Regions from separate parts of the Homo sapiens genome. Here region 2 is linked to region 1. A link is a contact called in ENCODE Hi-C or POLR2A ChIA-PET data. All regions are on one chromosome and are shown on one strand. The core of a region is the stretch at or near the end of the contact, and the rest is flanking DNA. Distances in the headings are between cores, read along the strand shown. Region 1 has its middle 24 kb from the start of EDN1. Region 2 has its middle 74 kb from the start of EDN1.

What was found. A loop is a pair of places that touch in the nucleus more often than their neighbours do. ChIA-PET counts read pairs that join two places held with the same protein, here RNA polymerase II (POLR2A). Pooled maps may share reads with other maps.
Region 2: a loop to region 1 is called in a map of Calu3, with 10 times the contacts of the local background. The contact joins two enhancer-like sites. A Hi-C loop is called at or near these places in 3 of 168 maps with a recorded cell type or tissue (Calu3, MCF 10A and mammary epithelial cell), 1 of 37 single-sample maps with no recorded cell type and 3 of 50 pooled maps. POLR2A ChIA-PET finds 5 or more read pairs at or near these places in 9 of 52 experiments (A549, BJ, GM12878 and 6 more).

The regions. Positions count from the first base shown.
Region 1 is chr6:12,312,824-12,315,850 of GRCh38, reverse strand. No RefSeq gene overlaps it. Among named protein-coding and RNA genes, the nearest start is that of EDN1, 24 kb to the right of the region's middle. Within about 2 kb of position 1,515, at least 9 of the 41 ENCODE cell types and tissues checked have a DNase peak (open chromatin) inside an H3K27ac peak, as active enhancers do.
Region 2 is chr6:12,362,517-12,365,543 of GRCh38, reverse strand. No RefSeq gene overlaps it. Among named protein-coding and RNA genes, the nearest start is that of EDN1, 74 kb to the right of the region's middle. RefSeq lists an enhancer at 1,609-1,928. Within about 2 kb of position 1,488, at least 10 of the 41 ENCODE cell types and tissues checked have a DNase peak (open chromatin) inside an H3K27ac peak, as active enhancers do.

The sequences.
Region 1 (3,027 bases), core at 266-2,765:
ATGTTGGACTAAGTAAAATAAAAATATTGACAATACCAAGCATGAAGCAATTCGATATCCCAGGCACTGCTGGTAAGAATATAAGAATGGTATAACCAGTTTGGAAAAATTTTGGAACTTTCATATAAAGTTAACCATAAACCTACTTATGGCCCCGCAATTCTACTCTCAGATATTTATGCAAGAGAAATGGAAAAAAAGAACATAAAAAAGACTTTTACAAGAGTGCTCACAGCACTCTTAGTAACAGCTCCAAATAGAAACAATTCCATTGTACTCATACAGGAGAATTGATAAATGTATTGTCATATATTTGTACAATGGAATATTACTCAGCAATAAAGTAGAACAAACTGCTGACAAAGGCAATAACATGAACAAATCTCAAAAACATTATGTTGAGCAAAATTAGCAAGACCTAAAAGAATATATACTGAGGTGCTACATTTTATAGAAGCAAAGCTAACTTATGGTGAAAGAAATCAGAACAGTGACTTCTCCTAGGCTCTAGTGGGGCTGGGGGTAGGGCAGGAGTGAGTGTGTGTGAGGGAACTGACTGGAAAAGGAAATGAGGGGTTTTCTGGGTGAAGGAGGTGTTTTCTATCTTGGTTTGGATGGGTATATATAATTGTAAAATCCATCAAATGGGATCACTGTCTAGGCATTTTATTGTATATAAATTATACCTCATTAAGATGATTAAAAATTTTAAAGAGACCCATAACTTATAAAACATCTTTAAAAACCCGAGGCAAAATCTCTGAAAACATTTACTGGAAGGGAACAAAATAAAAACATCCTGAAACTAATGGGCTGCAACACCTTTGCAATCTGACAAAAGGATGACTCTTCACATCTACCTCCTCCGTACTTCAGTACAAGCCTTTTTGGTGTTGCAACATTGTCCAAGTTAGGAGAAATGCTATGTTCCTCTGGCCCTGGGTCAGAGAGCGATGGGATTGACCAAAAGGAAGGACCAGTGGAATTGACCAAAGGAAAGCAAATGCTTAGCTTGGTCTTGATGTAAAGGGTCAACCAACACACACGTACTGCCAATTGACGCTCATTGACATGGTCAGTGTCAGACTTCTGGTGGAGAGAAAAATGCTACTTCTGTCCGTGCATTCCAAGAGTCAAATTCGCCAAGCTGCAGAAGGCAGTCAGCAACAACAAGGAATTGCTTGCACACAGGCCAGTCATTCCTGATGCTCTTTCTTTTCCTGGATATTTCTGTTGGTGGGCACGAGCAAGCAAAGGGAGCTTAGAGTGAAACCCAAGCATTAGTGAGAAATTAGAGTTGACAGATGAGTGTGGGAGGGTGGGGAAGGAGGGAGTGAGGACGGCATCTCCTTCCCCATGTCAAGCATATTTCTCACCCGTTACAATGCTCCTTGTTCTCTGATGTGTCCTTTCCCATAGAGGAAGTTATTTGTGAGAGAGGAGGAGAGGAGCTAGCTCATGGGAAAAAAATGTCTCTCGGGCTGTGAGCAGTGAATTGGCTTGTGCCCAAGTAATGTCCTCAAGGTGTGCCATGAGAGATGAAGTCACTTGGCTCATTTTACCAGCTTCAGGATGGCATTAAGACCTGACAAAGCCAGGCAACACGTACAAGGAAACTAACCTGAGGCAGGACCGTGGCACTGAAGGAGTCTCCCTGGATGCAGCAAAGGTGGAGACCTTGTCCAAGAAAAATGCTGGACGGGCCTTTACCCCAAAGAGGAAAGCTGGGTCATGGAACAAGGAAATGAATTACATCAAGTGAAAATGCACATCTGATGCCCAGTCCAGACCAAGGCATGTACGCTTCCAGAGGCACGCTAGCATGCTGGCACCCCTTCAAACTATTATTCTTTGCATATTTTGTTTGTTCAGCGTGTATCTAGTTAAAAAAAAAGAGAGAGAGAGAAGAAGAAGAAGAAATAAAAAAATGAAAGGGAAAAAATGCTTTTTGAGAGGAGGAAGGGGTAAGCTTTTTTGAAACATAACACATACGGGAAAGAGCATATATCTTGATGTGCAGCTTGGAGCATTCCTCCAAAGTGAACACGCCTATGTTCTCAGCACCCAGACCAAGAAACAGAAGACAGAAGTCCCCCAGGCTCTCCTCTGCCCACTACCACCCCACCCCCTAAAGGGAGCTGCTCTCTTGACTTCTAACATTGAAACTGTTTTTTTAATTCGTGAAGTTGTAAAGCTTTTTATGTTCACACTAAATCGCTAAATTTATCATTTTAATTTATTTGGAGCTCTTTCATTTCGTGGCTTATGTTGTTGCCCATAGCCAGAGGACAATTTGCACTCACATTCCTAAGTAGAGGTCAGTGACACGTATATATTGCAAGGCGGTGTTCCCTAGGTAGAGCACTTCATCTCGTCTTTTTTTATTTCAGCACGTCTGTTCCTGCTGACTTCGAATGATTGTCAAGTGGCTGGACTCAGATGTTAGCCGTCTGTCATTGCTGCTAATAACATATTCATGTACAAAAACAACAGAGGTAGGTTGATGCTGGGGAGGAGTGTTTTTTTTTTTTTTATACTGGAAGACATCATCTACTTTGGTCAAAGTAAAACAATTTTTATTTCCAGTAATGAAAGGAGTTGCATGTGGAAACCTGAGTTACCAGGCACCGTTTTTCTGATTTATTATAAGGATGTGTTAGCACCATTTCTTAGAAACTGATATTCCAGAGAGATGCCCAGTCTTTTATCAGATATATGTATTGCAAATATTTTCTTCAGTCTGTGACTTGACAAACCTCTTAGTACCTTCTGGCCTGAAAGTCTCTAAGACTCTCAGTTCAGGCTTGTAGATGACTTTAAAGCCAAGTATGGGAGAGATTCCAATCATTCTCCTTGCAATATGGGGTTGGGATTGTCATCTCAATTAACAGACATTCAAAGCGTGCCTTCTCTGGATGCTGAGAACACAGAGATAAAAAAAAGATGCCGTGCCTCCCCTACAAGAGCTCTCTGTCAAGTGGGGAATCAGACTTGTTAACAAATACCAGAGGAGAGACCACAAAGCCT
Region 2 (3,027 bases), core at 239-2,738, 50 kb before region 1:
CACTTTTCCTGCTTGCTGCTAAAGGAATTCCAGAGAAACAAAAGCAAGGAGGCCGCTCACCCCTTCCAGCCCCCACCCAGAAGGCATTTTTGCTTTGAGATTCCACCTACAGGCTCCACTGGTGAAGTTTCCCCGGAGCAGAGTGCCTCCATTCCGTTCCTACTTAACAGTCATGGTGAGGTTAGAAGGTTAAGGGAGCCTGCCCTGCAGAGAAATTTGCAAAGATTAACTAATGCAGACAACAAGTGTCCGGAAGAGCAGAGAAATGTGAGGTCTACTTTATGGGGAAAGCTACCCAAGGCAGACAGGAGGAAGTTTCAAGCACAATTGGACAGTATCTCAGAATTGTGTGGATGTGTGTGTAATAAGAAGTATACATAAAAATCTACATAATATATATTTTATATATAGTATGGGTTTTTACATACTGTATATAACTGTATATATACACACACATAACAGTGTGTGTGTGTCTGCATATGTGTGTGACTATATATGTCTGTATATATGTTACGTGTATGTATATGTGTGTGTATATACACTGTTACATACACACACACACACACACACACTGTTGTGGGCTAAACTGTGTCCCTCTAAAATTCATATATTGAAGTTCTAATGCTCAGTACCTCAGAATGTGACTGTATTTGGAGAAAGAATCTGTAAAGAGGTAATTAAGGTAAAATGAGGCCATATGTGTGGGTCCAAATCCACAACAATTGATCTCCTTATAAGAACAAGAGATGTAAGACACAGACACACACAGAGGGAAGACCCTGTGAGGACACAGGAGAAGACGGCATCTACAAGCCAAGGAGAGAGGCCCCAGGAAAAACCAAACCTGCCAACACCTTGATCTTGAACTTCCAGCCTCCAGAACTATAAGATAAATTTCTGTTATATAGGACACCCAGTCTGGTATTTTGTTATGGCAGGCCTAGCAGACTCTCTCTCTCTTTCTCTCTTTCTCTCTCTCTCTTTCTCTCTCTCTCTGTCTCTCTCTCACACACACACACACACAGACACACACACACACACACACACACACAGGTTGGCCACTAAGTCTGAAAACACAGACAAACATATTTTAAAATATTTATTGTTTTCCTACTACAAAGAATGATAAAATGATATTATCTAAGAGTCAAGATTTTATGGCCCGCTCTATAGGCATAAACGTCTCGGCCTTCTCCCTGCACAGGGGGAAGGGAGGGTAAAGTAAATATCGAGTCAACGATAAGGCTGAGAAGGAGCCTAAGAAGTCTACTGCACAGTGCTTGGCCAGATTTGGGGGTGAATGTTCCGTTTCCCCAAGAATAGCTTCCTTAGAGTTCTTTTTCCTCAGATGCCATTAGGCTCTCTTCAACCTTGTCCCATGGCATGGCCACACTCGGCCCCCACTTGGCCTTTCACCAGGCACCCTCCATGCGGCTTTGGACGTCTCCGTGCTCTGTGAATGCCCTTCCCAGACATTCTCCAGCAAGGCCTCAGCTGAGGGGGAGGCAGGGCAGGGCTATGCCTGTCTTGAGTTGGTTAATGATTACCAAGAATCTGGAAATCCTTCTACCATGGTTATGCACAGAAACTGAAATGTCAAATTAAAAACAGAACCCCTGAGATAAGAAGAAAGTGGGACTGAGAAGCAAGAGCCCAGCTTGACCAGTGAGGCTCTGGAAAATCTGTGGTTTTGGGGGACAAGAAAAAGTTCCTGTTTTTTGCGGCAGTAGTGATTATAAAAATAGCAGTGTCATCATTTTGTTCAATGAGGAAGTCCAAAAATAAATATATGGGGTGAGCTAATGAAGGACTTTCCATGACATCTCAGGTCACAGAAAGGAAAGAAAGGGGAACTTCTATATTTAAAGGTCCTATTATAACAGGAGCTATGTTTCTTTCCTATTTTTTTTTTTTTTTTTTTTTTTTTGAGATGGAGTTTCACTCTTGTTGCCCAGGCTGGAGTGCAATGGTGTGATCTCCATTCACTGCAACCTCTACCTCCTGGGTTCAAGCAATTCTCCTGCCTCAGCCTCCAGAGTAGCTGGGATTACAGGCATGTGCCACCACGCCCCGCTAATTTTGTATTTTTAGTAGCAACAGGGTTTCACCATGTTGGTCAGGTTGGTCTCGAACTCTTAACCTTAGGTGATCTGCCTATCTCGGCCTCCCAACGTGTTGGGATTATAGGCGTGAGCCATGGCTCCTGGCCTGTTTCTATAGCTTATCTCATGTAATTTTGACCATAATCATATAAAGTAGACTTTATTATTCTTATTTTGTACAGGAAGAGCTGAGAAGTTAGGTAATACAGACATTGTTGGTTGAATGACCCAGCAGACCTTCCCATCCTTTTCTGTCTGCTGCCTTTCTCGATGGAAGTTGGAGATGGTACATATTCTCCTTTTCTGCCTTCTTTGCAGCTGTAGATGGCCTGACTACATGACAAAGTTCTAGCTAATGACATATATATGTATGCAGAATAATCCCAAATTTACATCTACGGCCTGGACTTCTAGTCTATATCAGAACTTAAGTATCCAACTGCCTACTCAACATCCCTATTTGGGTAGCTACTAAGAATCTCAGCCTAACATATCCACTTCTGTTCTCCTGTACTTCCTGGCTATAGCTGCCTCTGTTCGTTCTTGTCATGCAAGTAAAGAGCAACTCATTGCTCCAGGTGCACAGAACTGCAAACTCAGCCACCCTTGCCCCTCTTTCTCTCACACTCTGTATCAAGAGTATCCAATCTTTTGGCTTCCCTGGGCCACATTGGAATAAGCATTGTCTCTGGTCACTCATAAACACACTAACAATGGCTGAAGAGTTTTTAAAAATCACAAAAACATCCCATAATATTTTAAGAAAGCTTATGAATTTGTGTTGGGCTGCATTCAAAGCCATCCTGGGCCACATGCAGGCTGTGGACCGGTATTTGAGACCAGACTGGGCAGCAGCTTGTTCTATATCATCAATCAATCCTTGGTCTCTGCTAGCTCTACTGCTGCCATACTGGTCCAAGTCACC